Linked DNA regions of Homo sapiens: region 2 is linked to region 1. Evidence: chromatin loops called from intact Hi-C (ENCODE). Cell type or tissue: A673. All regions are shown on one strand.

Region 1 (8,000 bases):
AGGGGCTTCTTATGTAGGCTCCTGGATGTTAAAATAAACTTCTAAAATAATCAAAAACTGATTCTCTTTTATATAAGACACTCAAAATAATGGTTTAATCAAAATCACTATTCAGATTTATAACAGAACTTTAACATAAACAAACAAAAAACCCAGACCATGTCTACACATGTGAAATGAATAGGTTTGGCATAGCTCATCTATTCCTTTTGGACGTGTCTAAATGATGGCACACACTGCTGTTAGATCTAGCTGTGACGATCAATACTGAGTATAAGATGGACACAATGAATGGAGACATCTGCACTACACTTGCCTTGTTTCATATTTCAATGGTCTGATTTACTCTGGTTTTTATAATATTCCTTAGCCAGAGCCATTCCTGCAGCTTAGAAAACCAGCTCTGAACTTTGTGACTCAGAGAGGCTTCAGTCAGGAGAAGGAGGTGGATTAACCAATGGTCCTAAGAAAGGTTTGCACCTCACATGAGCATCATTGGTCCACAGATCCTCCTGCCACCCCCAACACAAAGAGGCAGTAGGATCTGGGTATGCAGTTGCTTCCTTCCCTATCTACCTCTCACCATTGACACCAATTTTAAACAGGTTTCTCCCTAATAACATGTTTATTTATTATTTTTTCTCCAAGCCTAATCTACCAGATAAGGCATTTATTTTTTCTCATATCCTCACTTCTACTGACATGTTTTCCTGCCTTTTTATAGTTTCATTTGTCGTTTTTTTTTTTTTAATTTTACTTTAAGTTCCAGGATACATGTGCGGGATGTGCAGGTTTGTTACATAGGTATACATGTGTCATGGTGGTCTGCTGCACCTATCAACCCATCATCTAGGTTTTAAGCTCCGCATGCATTAGATATTTGTCCTAATGCTCTCCCTCCCCTTGTCCCCCACCCCGACAGGTCCCGGTGTGTGATAACATGTTTATTTTTATTAAATATCAGTAGTTGCTTCTTTCCCTATCTACCTCTCACCAATGACACCAATTTTAAACAGGTTTCTCCTTAATAATATGTTTATTTTTATTAAATATCAGGGGGTAGGAGAAGAAAAACATATATGTGTGATTGGGGTCTTAACAACCTAGAGATGCATCCTAGACTCTGAATCTCTCTAAGGCAGTGCTCTCCAAAGCCTGATGGAACTCTCAAGGGCAGAAGGAAAGGCAATAATAGCAAAAGGAAGAAGACTGTCTTATCAGTTTATAAGAACTGGTCAATGGACTTTTTTTGGTATAAAAAGTTCAACAACTAATAGAACAAGCAAATCACTTCGCCATAATCAAATTTCACCTTATGACCCAGGCTCTAGCAAATGCAGGCTCTAGTAAAAAACAAAGACCCAGGCTCTAGCAAAAATGCAAAGGCTCTAGCACAAAACAAAAAACAAAATATATATATACACATATACATATATATGTGTGTGTGTGTATATATATATATGGAGAGAGAGAGAGAGAGAGAGAGAGAGTGATTAGACTTTTAGACTTTTAACCTGGACATTTCTATGGTGAATTATTAAAAACAGTACTGAGTCATTTTTAGTTACATAGGTATATACAGCTAATTTTCCTTAATGTTTCAGTAGAGACTTATCCCAATAAAATTACTTCTAGACCTTAGCCATTGGGTGTTGTTACTAAGGAATTTTTAATAAGAAATAGCCAAGACTTTATATTAGAAATGGATGTACATATATTCATATCAGACATTTATTTTTAAATATCTTCTGCTAATCATTTCAATATCTTCAGAATTTAAAAGTGCCAGAGAGCAAGAAGCAATCATCTGGTAAATCACATCAATGGATTTACCTAAGTCTTTAAGGAAATTGAAAATCTATGTTAACATAATTTTTCTAGTTCCCCAGTAGAGGGCAACTTCTACACACTTTGACAGTTTAAAAAAAAATCTATGCACAGCACATTAGTATGAATCACTGCATGTTTAAAATAAAACAATATAACTTATGCTTATGAATGGATTTTCACTAACAGTAGCTTATAAAATGTCATGGAATTTTAAATTAGTAGTTAGGAATTGAATATATGTAATGAGTAATTAGCATTTTATGATTAATATAAGTATAATTGCAGGAACTTTAAAAGTAGCAACCATTAGGTCACTAAGATAGAATTATCAGGAATTTAAATAAAAGAGGGAAATGATCACAGTATTGTTCTTTAGTAACCATTTGGATTGAATTTCAATATAACTGAGTTCCAAATATAGCTAATATGTTGCATAAAATATTTTATTAAGAATAGGCAAAACCAAACCCCCCCAAAACCAAAAATGGCCATACACAAACATTTGAAAGTATAATTTAGAGTTTTTGATATTCTGTATTTTGAACTAACTTGAATCAGTGTTAGTGTTTTAATAACATCAGACATAAGAATGTAACCATGCACACATATGTTTATACATAAATAGGATAAAATTTCACCATAATACATCTCATTATTACATAGTATTCTATATAGTAGTTGGACACAATATAATATGTCCTCATTCATTCATTCAATGCTAATTTACTGAGCACTTATTATGTGCCAGATACAATTCCAGAAGTCAAGGATACAGTGTGACAAAAGTTCTCTGCCTTCTTGGGGCTTACATGTTCTATTAAAAAGTAATGTATGGTAAAGCCTTCTAAAAAGACAAATCTATGAGATGGATGCTAACCTTATAACACTAGTTTTTTATTTAAAAATTTGGCTTTGTTTTTAATACAGAAAATATTATAAGGAACAATGAAATGGTTCATAATCTTAAAACACAAATAACCCTTGTCGGCCTTAAACAAAGTTATACATGAATCTCATTAGAAAATTTTTAGTTGTATAGAAAAGTACAAAGAAAAATTGAAAATTTCTAGCTCCCTCTCAACTCAGAAACATTAGCAATTTCTTGTAATTCCTTACAGAAAAAAAACAGTATCCACCCATTCCTCTACCCACCTACTCATCCATCTAGCCTAGCGTTCTTAACTTATTCAAATTTATACAGTTTTCTTAAGATAATCATACTATACACAGTATTCTGTACATAGCTTTATCTTTTCCCACTTCTCTATATTTCCTGGAGCTCTTTCCATAAAAGAATATATAAGCACACCTCATTCTTTTATTTGACTGATTTTATTTTTTAATGTAGAAGTATTTTATCTATCTCTAAATATCTCACAATTCTAGTTTAAAAAGTGATTATACAGTTTTATCTGAAATTTATAAGAGCTGTTGTAGATAGTGTTAAAAGTATAAAGACTTAGAAATCATGACCTCCAAGAGGAAGCCTAAAAAATTACTTTTAATTTATTAGAGAACAGCAAATACAAGAAAAAAATAAGAAGAAATAAATATCTGTTTTGGACAAAAACCTTACCAATAGTTCTATTAGATCACACACAACGTAACAATCTTTTAAGAATGTCTTTATATGTGAATTAGAAATACTAGTGAATTTTTTTACCAGTAAATTTTAATAATAGTACTATTATTAAAATTTACAATCATCATTTTTTAGAGTTTCACTTAAATTTTTCAATAAAGCATGCAATAATTACTTTAGAGCATTCTATTTATAATACTACTTAAACCATATATTTGCTTCAGGGCCATATTTGATATTCAAATGTGATAAGAATTCTTAAATTTATAAAAATATTATGCAAAATAAAATACAGGGCACTAGGTGGTGCTGTGGGACCTTCCAGATAAACTAACACTGCAAAGGTATGCATTTGACAAATTAGTTGTGTGGTTGATTCTATATATTTAAATATACATTAAATATTTTTTATAGATAAAACAATGCACATAAATAAGAAGAGTAATATAATGAAAAAGCAAAGTTTTGATGGATGACCTCTTTGAGGAAGATACAACCCCGTTTCATAATCTCATACCCTAACTCCTGTGTTAAGCTATTAAAAAATCTTTATATAATAAATGTCATTTTTGAGGCATGCTTGTCAATCAACTATTATTTTCATTTACCTTTAAAGTTATTTTTTCATATGACCAAGAATTTAAAAGATGAATAATTATACATCCTTGTCAAACAATTTTCTATTAGGTGATTTCTTACAACACAGTACTGTAATCTTCTTGGGTTCTGTTTTTCTATTTTCCCCAGACATGACTGCTTGCTATAGAGCTACTAATTCAAATACTGACAGCCACCAGACTGGCAAGGTGAATGTGCAGATTGGGCCACAAGTAAAATAATAGGAAGTGAGGGCAACTTAGGAAACCCAGAATATAGAAAGCACATCTGTGGTCTGCATGTGGCCTGTGGGCCACTCATCTGTGACCTCTTAAGTCCAACATGTTCCTAACCATTTATCTATGAGTGACACATCTCAAAGATAACCTACAAATTTCAGTTCAAATGAAGGAGTGTAAATGCTTCTCAATTGTCCTTCTACAATGTTTAATCACTTATGTATGTCCTTCCTTAAAGAACAGAAAATATTAATGATGTGGGAGATAAACTAGTGGTCAAGAGCATTACTCGTCCATGATGAGCTACTGATTTAAAGAGAAGTACAGATTTAGTAGTCTTTTTATGGGCATGGTCTTCCTCTTCCCTGCAGGCACTTTCATGATTGTGAAGTACAATAATAAAGTACTTAATATTGAATTGATAGAAATATATGTTTAACATCAATAAAAAAAGGATAGAATTTATTCCCACTAGTAGTGATGGTGGAACTTAATATTACAGGTACAAGGTAAGAATGAAAATGAATTTTTAACAAATTCAACAAAACTCATCTAAAGGAATTTTTTAAACAAATTCAACAAAACTCATCTAAAGGAATGTTGTTCTTCGAGTCTGTCAATCAGAGAAGCAAAACTCATTTTTAAATGATGCATCATTCCAAATGTTTTTAGCTGCCCTCAGAAAGCGTTTGTGTGCTACATAAGAAAATAAGATAAAATCATGTCATTTCTGACCCGGAAGAGACCACAGAGATTAACAATCTCCCATTACTTTAGCTTCACCTCACAAATCAGTTCTTGAAAGATAAACACAGTTAAGTTGCAGTATCTAAGTGGGTCTTTGTTACAGAAAATGAAGTGACCGGATGCTCACGGGAAGCTATGCAGAAATCACAGTTTACTTTGAATGGAGACTATGCCTTACACCAGTAACCAATGCAAAAATATCACGTTTCAAGAATTTTCAATGTTGTCTAAACACTCACAGGAATCTCTACCAACACTACAAATCATTTGGAATTTTTAGAGGGTTTAATTGGTTCAAACAGATACACGGAAGAAGCGGTGAAAAGCAGAACTAGGTTAGAGCCACGCTGCCTGAATTCTTTTCATTTCACTTGTAGACTACCTGAAATGCCATCTTGGATGATAGTCTTTTTGGCTTAATAAGCATCTATTTTAAAATTGCATGTTTTCTTTTGAAGTAGTAGTTTTCACGGTGTGGCCTGGGGACCTACGGGTTCCTAAGACCTTTTGGAGGGCTCGGTGAGACAAAAACTACTTTCATTATATTACTAACACATTATTTGCCTTTTTACTCTCATTCTCTTGCAGTTATATAGTGGAGTTTTCCAGAGGCTACATGACATGTGATATCAAAAGAGATTTGATACACCAACAGTTTTATGTTAAGCCAGGCATTAAAGAGATTTGCAAAATGCAAAACAATAGTACTCTTCCCACTAGTTTTTGTTTGGGAAAATATAGTGATATTTCATAAAAATGTGCAAATTTACATATGATGAAGTTATTATTTTTAAATGAATTAATAATTTTCCAGCTTTAATTTCAAATGTGATCAATAGATAAATATCACCCATATAAACAACTGTTCTCTCTGGTCGTCAGCAAATTTTAAGACTGTAAAGGAGTTCGAAAAGTTGGAGAACACTGTTCCGGAAGAAAGCTACTCACATCTTAGTCAATATGCTTTCCTCTAAATACTGGTATGAATCTGAAACTTCTATCTGAATGAAATTTGCTTAGAAGCAAGAAAGGTCGAGCATTTTGAGGCAAGAGGTACTTTTATGGGCAAGACTAGCTTGATGCAGAGGGATAAACAGTGACGTGGGAACCACAGGCTCAGGTGGAATGACCCAGGTAGAAGGAACAGAGAGGGAGTCAAGAGTGCAATGGCAAATGCTCGTTTCTAAATTTAGCCTGAGACCAATGCTACATCTAGGAAGGGGTCATTTTTCTCTACCTTCTCTTACCTCTTATGCTCTGGGAGACTACAACACAGTTTCCACATTGAAATGCAATCCTTCATTAGTTTCCCACTGGTCTTTAAGGACGAATATTATAACTGTGGTCTACAACATTCTGTATTATCTGCTCCTGCCTACATTTCCATCTTTTTCCATTCTCCACCTGGCTCTCTATACGCTAGCCACAGGGCCCTTGGTCTATTCCTTGACCGGGCTATATTCACTTTCAACCTGCAGACATCAGCTTCCTTCAGTTATCAAGGAAGTCTTTCTGCCATTATAGATTCCCCCTAAATATGCACTCTTATGGCACTATAGATCTGCTTTATGGCATGCATCACAGTTGTAATTTTACATTTATTTGTGTGATTATTTCATTAATGCCTGCGTCTCCTTCACTAGGCTATAAGCTTTATGAGGAAAGGGACCATGCTTATTTTTACTCTATCTTGTATTTCCCATACCTAGTGAAATGCTTGGGACATAATAGGGGCCCATTTAATATTTTTGAATGAATAAATACATGAATAATAGGTATTATTTATTAAGCATTCCTCCTAGATACTGTTCTTGCACTTTGCAAGTGTGACATAATTTTGAAAAGAAGCCAATAGATAAGCACAATTATCATCCCCATTTACAGATGAAGAAACCAATGCACACAGAGGTTAGCTAATTTGCCCAAGGTCAAGCTGTAATTTTTGAGGTCAGGATTTGGACTCCAACAGTTTGATTTTAGCACCCACAACTCTATACTGTAGTTCAGTTGTCTTATGGATGAAAAAGCATTTATGGGCCCAATCTCCATTTATAAGGTTGGAATTCAAAATTATTCCTCATAGAAATCAATGACTGATTTATAAACTAGGAAGCTAAGGTACAAACTGATGACCAACTCTATTGGGGAACTGTGTGGAATAAGTTCTGAAATTAACTAGTATTAAGAAAACAACAACAACAAAAAACAACAAACAGCAGTTTCATGTGAGAGCTTTGGTAGCTTTTTATGTTTCATTGGTTATAACAGAAAAATACATATATGTGCAATATGTGTAATGTATTTTCTGAAGGTATGAGGGCAGCCCAAGAAACAATGACAAAAACAATGTCCTCTTCTGGATATCTAGAACTAGATAGTACATGTTAGGATTCAGAAAACCTTTGATCTTCTGAGAAATTCTATTTTTGAAAAAGAAAGTGAATCAAAATAAAGCTATGAGCCTTAAGTTTCAGAATTACATAGATACATGTCTCCCTTTTCAACTCGGTTTAATTTCAATTATAACTTTTCAGCTATATTTATTTTTCAACTAATTTTATTTCTATTAAGTTGGTCATTTGAAATTACAAAACAGTTTCATGAGTATTTAAATGTGTAACATAATTGTAATCTATTTTTTCTATTATCACAGCATGCTTAAGAATATATCACAATATGAAAAACAAAGATCCAGGAAACCTATAAATTCGAACAATTTATCATCTAAAACCTAGCAAGCCATATCATTATTTTTATGTTTCAAGTCAATTTTATATTATTAGGATCTTTGTGATTTCATTCAACAAATAATTTTTGGATACCTACTCTATGATAGGCATACCCAAGAGGAGGGGGGAAACAAAGATAAAGGTGGCCTGGTCTCTATCCTAAAAGATCTTACGGTCTAGTTGCAGCAAACTAAAAAGGTAAAGGCCAGATAATGGGGTTAAGGAAAGGCTGCTTACCTCACCCAACTGAGCGAGGGGTTTCAAAAGATGTAACAT
Region 2 (8,000 bases), 150 kb after region 1:
AAAATATTTATTGAGCATCTCCTAATGTCTTCTAATGTGCAAATCATTTTTCCCACATGAGATATTTACTTGACTAGATGATTTCAGATCATCCAAAATTAAGGAGGGAAAAAAAATGACTAAAAGTCCCATTCAGCTACTAAGATTTCTGTTTTTGTTTTTCATCAATAGATTTTAAAAATGCACTATTAGCCCTTTAGTAGTATTTTATTTTCTTCCAGACCAGATCAACCCTATAGAAGTCTTTTATTTCCTTCTAAGCATTCGAAGTCTTATTTCCTTCCAGGCATTATGCCAGCTATTGTGGGGGTTGCTACCACAAGACTGTGGCTGTTAAAGCTTAGACAAAGCAGAATAGGCGTGAATAATTGAGAGAAGCAAAAATGCCACAATATATAGCCTATTGTGTATCTTAATTTTTTTATAAAAGTTTAACACAGAACAAAGTTTACCTTAATATGAATTACTGCCTTAATAATACATATTTAAATCAATACACTTATAAGGCTAGACAAATTTCTTCAGAAATATTAATTTATTCAAATACATTTCCTGTGTCCCTCATCTATGCCAAACACTGCACTAGATACAGAGGATACAACTGTGAATAAGAAGCACACATTCCCTGCCATCTAATGAGAGCTTCAATGAGATACACAGCCATTTTCAATAGCCTGTGCTAAATGTGCCTTGGTGGGGTAGTACCACAGGGCTGTAGTACAGAAATGGCGAAAGCTTCCTGAAAGGAGGCTTCCAGTCAAACAGAAATATCAACACATCCATAACTTCTTAGGACTCATTACTCTGAACACAGCCTTTATTTTTTCCACCTAGGTAGTTCAGGCACTAAGCCATCTGTGGATTGAGGCAGTCTGTTCTACCTCCAGTGTTAACAGAGAAGGGCAGAGAAGGGAGGGTGAGGAGCACAGGTATTGAAGCCAGAGTGCCTGAGTTGACATCTTCACTCTACCTTGTTTGCGCTCTGTAAGCCTAGACAAATTTCTTAGTCTCTTTTTGTGTCAGTTTTCTCATCTGCAAAATGGGGATAGTAATAATACCTATCTCAAAAGATTAAAGGAATTAATATATGTAAAGCACTGAGAACAAGAACTGACACATAACACGTACTGGCTGATCTTACGATTTTGATGGCAAGAGCTTATTGTGATTGAGGTCATCCCTTATTGTGCAAGGGGTAGCAGCTCACTAAATCCACGTAGGGCAAAGGAACTGCCCACGGGTTAAAAGTGCCTTCTAGAATTGTGCATCAGAACAGTCCTGAGTTATTCCATCCTTCTGCTGTACTCTTTTTTTCCTTCCAGAACAGAAATCAGAAAGTGCTTGCATTTCTTTACATCTCTAAGAGGCTTTGTAAAACCTGAGACAGGGCTTTTCCCACTCAACTGGTAAAAGACTCCTCTATTTAGCAAACAAGCTTCTAACTCAATTAACTGCTTTCCTCCTTCTCTATTGGTCCCTTTATTATCAGTTAAGCCCAAAGTTTATCAACCACAGGCAAACTGTTTCTTAAAGTAGGCTCTTTTTTTTTTTACCCTTTGATATGTTTTCAATCACAATTTGAAAATAAATTTTTTTCAAGGGAGCTACATAATTCCTCCAACAAAAATTCTATTTTTTTTTTGTCATCTACAAAAAGATGATGACATCAAACCAAGAGAATTCATGTCTCTCTTTATAGACTAACTGGGTATGGTACATTATTTTTAAATTATACTGCCAGTTCTCATTTTTCATACCAAAATGTGACTATATAGCCTATCCTTAAGAGCAAGTATGCAAACACTACAGAAGAGTTGGCAATTAAATAATAATTAGGGAACTAGAAATATCAAACTTCAGAGGAACAAAAAGAATACACACATGCCAACGACTTCATTGCGCAAATGCAATGAGTATTCATGAGGGCTTATTTTGACAAAGACTCACTGTAAACTCACATTAAGAGTTAGGCATATCAGTCTAATGGGTTATTAGAGGGCCACAAAAGTCCAAAGCATTTTTTTGTAGAATACTCTATCATGCATTTAAACAAAGATTAGTGTAAATAAATATATAAAATATTTTACCTCATATTGTTAGTTTCCCAGGCTGTTTGTCAGAGTTAAATTGCCATGGTTTGCCTATTTGAGAAGGTGTACCATTTTCAAACCAGTGTGAACTTAAGGCAACTATAGTGAGATTGAACTTCATAATAACATTGTCTCAGGGTCCACATTTGAAGAATCGGTAAATGAGAAACACTATTAAGCATACACTCTGAATAATTCCCACAATAGGCTCTCTTAACTGGAACTAAAATGGACTTGCATGAAGGAAAAAAAACATATGCCCAATCTAGGATATCATTTAATTCTATCCCCTCTTTATTCTAGTACAGTAAATACATGAAAGAATCCTGGAATGAGAGATGGAGAACATAGAGCTGTGGAAATTACTTCAACCACGATATGACCAGGAGGAAACTGGATCATTCTCCAGCTTCCCAAACCCTTTTCCTGCCATTTCTATTAAGGCTACTCCTACACTGCATTAAAAAGATACAAAAGAAAAGTAGTTCCCACAAAGAAAACTCAAAGATTGGTTGGGGAGCCAAATATATGCAAAAATATCTGATTAAGGGTGAGTGTCACAACAGAAGTACAAACACAGTATTGTGAATGGAAGAAAAGACTAATTCTGACTGGGCATCTACAGCAGCTTTTTGAGAGGAAAACTGTATTTGAGCTGGGCCTTGACTGATGGGCAAGGCTTCAACTACTAGATACGGGGGATGAGGAGGTCCTTACTGTAGGTGCTGACAGATCAGGTGAGCTGACCACAAGCAGCAGAAGAATTCATGAGAAGACAAAGTCCTCAAAATAGCCTGAAGACCAATAACAAAACAACTGTCTGCAAGTAATAGGTGGCCAGAAATCCTCCAGAGCATACAGACCAAGGCCAAAAAGTTTGTCCAGAGAATCAAAGGAGCTGACTCAAGAGGAAATATGAATGGCAAATATCCATTAAAGTTTAGGATAGTGTTTTTCAAGCTGTGGTCACAAAATCAATTTAGTGAATAATGATTGGCATTATTTTTCCAAGATTGGAGAGAAGGAAAAGGAAGAGAAGAAAAGAAAAGGAAAAAGATGGAGGGAGGAGGGGAAAAAAGGCGAGGGAAAGAAAGAAGAAAGAGTGAATTACACACAAAGTAATTATATTTTGGAAAACTTTTCAGTTTCTGCCTGTGTGAAGAAAGAAAGGAAGGAGGGAGAGAGGGAGGGAGGAAGGGAAGGAAGGAAGGAAGGAAGGAAGGAAGGAAGGAAGGAAGGAAGGAAGGAAGGAAGGAAGGAAGGAAATAAATTCCTCATTCAGAGGGCCCTGCAAGGCCAGTATCTTGGCACTAGATTAAAATGCAGCTCAGCCCACTCAATATATTCAGACCGTTTGTTTGGATCCAGGTGTTCTTGGCCATGAATAATCTGCTTGAAAATCTCATTGCACTAAACAGGATGTTCTCATTAAATACTTAGAAAGACACAGCCAGGGCCGGGTGCGGTGGGTCACGCCTGTAATCCCAGCACTTTGGGAGGCTGAGGCGGGCGGATCACGAGGTTAGGAGATTGAGACCATCCTGGCTAACATGGTGAAACCCCATTTCTACTAAAAATACCAAAAAAAATTAGCTGGGCGTGGTGGCGGGCGCCTGTAGTCCCAGCTACTTGGGAGGCTGAGGCAGGAGAATGGCATGCACCCTGGAGGCGGAGCTTGCAGTGAGCCGAGATCGCGTCACTGCACTCCAGCCTGGGCGACAGAGCGAGTCTCTGTCTCAAAAAAAAAAAAGGAAGAAAAGAAAGACACAGCCTGATGACTTTGTAATGCAAGTAAACTAACAGAATCACTTCTAAAGTTTGTAGCAATGCAATACAGATTAAACCTGACTCCTTTGGCCTATACAATGTCCATGTTTCTTTGTTTCTTTCTTTCTATTTTTTTTAAGATAGGGTCTCACTCTTTCCCCCAGGCTGGAGTGTGTTGCCAGAATCTTGGCTCACTACAACCTCCACCTGCCAGGCACAAACGACCCTCCCACTTCAAGCTCCCAAGGAGCTGGGACCACAGGCACACACCACCATGCCCGGCTAAATTTCTTTGTATTTTTTTGGAAAGATGGGGTTTTGCCATGTCACCCAGGCAGGTCTGAAACTCCTAAGCTCGTGATCCACTGGCCTCGGCCTCCCAAAGTGCTGGGATTACAGGCATGAGCCACCGTGCCCAGCCAGCCATGTTCTTAATAAATAGTCTGATAGATGCCAAACATCTTAATATAAAAAGAGAATACGTTGGGAAAGCATAAAAATCTACATTTAATGCAATAAAAATAGATCATATTTCACCAAGAAGCAAACAGTTTAAAGTGACAGAATATCTCCTCTCATTTACATGGGTCTTATATGTTTTTTTTTCCCAAAATATTTTCATCTAAAACAACCCTGCCTACATACAATTGATTAAAAAGCTGATGAAAAGACTACCCAAGATCACAGAGCTAGTTAGGGATGGGGCCAAAAGAAGCAGCTAAGTCTTCTGAGGTTTAATTTGTTGACATTTTCATAACTCCATGATTTAGTAAATTATTAAGAATAAGTCTTCTATTTTTAAGAAAAACAACTTCATAAATATACACAAATACATGTGTAATTAGCATGTAGTTGGTGCACAGACAAGCTACAGAACTTGAAAAAGGCACATGCCCAGAATTTGGAAATAAAGTTAAAAATAATCAAATTCTGTATAACAAGATGCAAAAATATAAACATTAATTAGATTAGATTAGCTAAAAGAAAAGTTAGAAGTGTGTTGTTGTTTAGACTAGTGCCTCTCTAAATAGGAAGCCTGATATTTAAAATATAACTAATCAAAATAAACCAAATTATCAAAAAATGTTTTGCTAGTCATCATACATGCAGATATTCTGATACTGAACAAGGAGTTTTAGGTTGATAACCCATTTTCAATGTTTATGTAGAACTGTTTAAGTGAGCTGAGACTGCGCCATTGCACTCCAGCCTGGGCAACAGTGCGAGACTCTGTCTCGAAAAAAAAAAAAAAGAGAGAGAGGGAGAGAGAGATATACCTGATTGTTTTTGTGGCTTGTGTTTTTTTGTTGTTGTTCATTGGAATGGAGCTGGGATGCTTTTCTAGGCTTTACTGTTTCAGAGAAACATCCTATAAATCTATTCAATCTTCAATCCCCTTTACCTCGTTCTAAACTCTGAAAGCAATCTTTCAATTACTAGTTTGGCTCCCCATGCCCTTTAATTCCCAAACGGGCTATCTTGGGTATCTGACATGAATATTCCAGGTTATGACAAGAAATACTTATACAAAAAACCTGAAGACCTATAATGCAAACTAATAAACTAAAATTATCCAGTTTATTAAATTTATTTAAATACAAATCATCTTAAGCTGCAATTTACTGCTTGTTTTATATCACTTACTAAACTGAAAATTCTATAAATGTAATATGTATATACAGCAAGCTATTGCAAGCACTCGACATACGTTTTTGAATAAATGAACGAAGTGAATGAATGAGCGAATTTAGAAGATCAAGTTCTTGAGACAGCAATAATATTGACTCAGAAAACCCAGTTATTTCATCAGTGATAAACCTCTGCAATGATAATAATGCTGATGCTTACTTGATGTGTTCCCTCATAGTTTACAAGTACTTCCACATATCAATGCATGAGATCCTTGTAAGCAATCCTATGAAATGAGAATGCAAATATTATTGCTCCTTGTATGGGGAAACCAAAAGCCAGCAAGGTCCAGGGCTTACTGAGACCACTACGTTAGTAACGGTAAAAGCAGGAATTAAGCACATGCTTTGATTCCAAGGCAGGGTATTCTGTGCTCAAGGTCAGGCGGCCTATCAGCAAAGGTGGTGATATAGTGCCACAGCATGTTAAGCTGGAGTTACGTAAATACTTCTCGCCCAAGATCAGGACTGGCCCTAACGTCTGAGGCACAGTCAAACCCAAAGATGGGGGTCATATGGCTTTAGCTATAAAGAGAAGGATTCAGAAACAGGAATCTAGCAGGGCTAACACTTTGTTTTAGATCAGATCTCTGGAAGACACCATAGGGATGGAAAAGGAACCAGACAAGAAGAAAAGAATTGATGAGAGGCGTGGAAAGAAAATCAGGAGAGATGAGTGTCAGGGAAGCAGAAGGAATTTGGAGATGAGTGGCCATCTCCACTCATCTTTTCTGTGTCATGAATCAGTCATGAATCTCCATCTTTTCTGTGTCTCTCTAAGACCAGATCTTTGGAGATGAGTGGTATCAGTCATGGAGGATATGAACTGAGGACTGGCCTCTGGGATTGGTGACTAAAAATCACTGCTAACCTATTAAAAGGGCCCTTTTAGTTAGAGAGGTAAAAATGAAGACAATTTGCTGGGCAACAGGGTTAAATGAGAAAATTCTAAGTTACACAAAAATCTAGGGAAATCTAGGTACGTTTCACAAGTTTTATAGCAGCTTAAAACAAATACAGTCAACTCTTTCTACCTCCTAAGAACTCTCGCCCAATCCGGAAAATAAGACTGAAGCTAAAAGGTAGATACAGTAGAAGAGTAGGGGCATAGAATTTCTTGCTGTTGCTGCTGTTACTTCTGTTCTTTCATCTGTTAAAGAGGGAAATGTAGCTGTTACTACTTCTCAGAAAGCACACCAGTCTGGAGGCTAAAAAATATACATCTGCCAGCTTGCAAGAAGGCTCAATGCTGACAATGTTTTTCAGACATAAGATTCCTCCAGGATGCCACTAACCTTCCACTACAAGCCAAAGCAGTAACCCCATTTAACAGAAGAGAAAGGCAAAGAACAGAAAGGCCAAGTAATTGCTAAAGCGGAGAAAGTGACTGACAGATAAGATTTCCTTTTCACTCCTAGTCCTCTCTGCTGATTAGATCTACTCTAACTGCCTTTATAAATGTTTCAATGAATCTTATCTTAATGCATTGGATTAGCAAGACCAACTCCCCAATGATAATGCAAAATAACCCTGAAATGTTTCATGCCTCACTCATGAGTCAGAAATTGAACTTACAGTCTCCATTTGGACTGTGATGATCTTGATCTTTCACCTCTAGCAAAAATCTCATAGCTATACTTTGAAAGTTAGTAATGAGTGCTTCATTTGCTTTCCAAGCAGATAGAAAACCTTTTTTAAATACACTCAGACTTCTATGACCTTCATCTATGACTTAAAGACTTCACCACATGTGATAATTTTCTTTGCTCAGGAGACATTCTTAAATTGTCTTTGAAGAGATTTGAGCACCAGCCCCGTTGATGAAAGTAAACACACACACACACACACACACACACACACACACACACACACAGAGGCACATACACATACTTGTTATCTTTCTTCTATACCCCAAATCAAAATGTTTCTTTAAAATGTATTTGGAATTCAGCATGACTATCAAAGTTCTAAAATCCTTCAACCTGCTAAGTAAAATAAAATAAAAATGCCAGCTAAATATGCTTGCATTAAAAGAAGTACACTGTCTTAATACTAGACCAGGCAAGACCACAGCCTAATGCTGCAAGTAGCAAACACAGTCTAGATCTCTAACCTGAAGTTCTGGCTGTCCCACACAGCTGGGTGGAGCTGACCTCACTTGTGGTACATTTTGTTTTTTTCTACACTAAAATGGAAAACAATAATTTAATGATATGGGTCATCTAGGCAAAATTATTCCACTACGTTTCGCCTATTTTTGTGAGGTTTATAACATGAAGTAGAGATTCTGAATACTGTAATATCACATTAAATGTAAGCTCCTCAAAGTCAGGCACTAGATTGTCAGGTCTCAGAACACAATACCCTAAAGCATGGTGTCTTGGCATACTGAGTACTTTTGAGCTGACACAGACAAGGGGGCCTCAAAAGCAAGATGGTCTCCCTAACCTTCTCC

Evidence for each region. Hi-C counts contacts between places; a loop is a spot of excess contacts. Peaks named below come from ENCODE experiments on the same cell type or tissue, not always from the same donor. Only the 100,000 strongest peaks of a DNase experiment are listed, where the experiment ranks them.
Region 2: a loop joins it to region 1, with 12 times the contacts of the local background. A loop is called at or near these places in 2 of 110 quality-filtered maps.

What each region holds. Positions count from the first base shown.
Region 1 is chr4:146,339,073-146,347,072 of GRCh38, forward strand. The region is part of intron 5 of SLC10A7 (solute carrier family 10 member 7); the gene reads right to left. Among named protein-coding and RNA genes, the nearest start is that of MIR7849, 66 kb to the right of the region's middle. In A673, CTCF peaks have their summits at 1,898 (motif pointing right) and 3,700 (motif pointing right); DNase peaks (open chromatin) are centred at 1,899, 3,719 and 4,209; H3K27ac peaks cover 4,562 bases.
Region 2 is chr4:146,488,392-146,496,391 of GRCh38, forward strand. The region is part of intron 4 of SLC10A7 (solute carrier family 10 member 7); the gene reads right to left. Among named protein-coding and RNA genes, the nearest start is that of SLC10A7, 30 kb to the right of the region's middle. In A673, no CTCF peak of the experiment used is centred here; DNase peaks (open chromatin) are centred at 310, 590, 1,910, 3,440 and 4 weaker places; H3K27ac peaks cover 7,962 bases.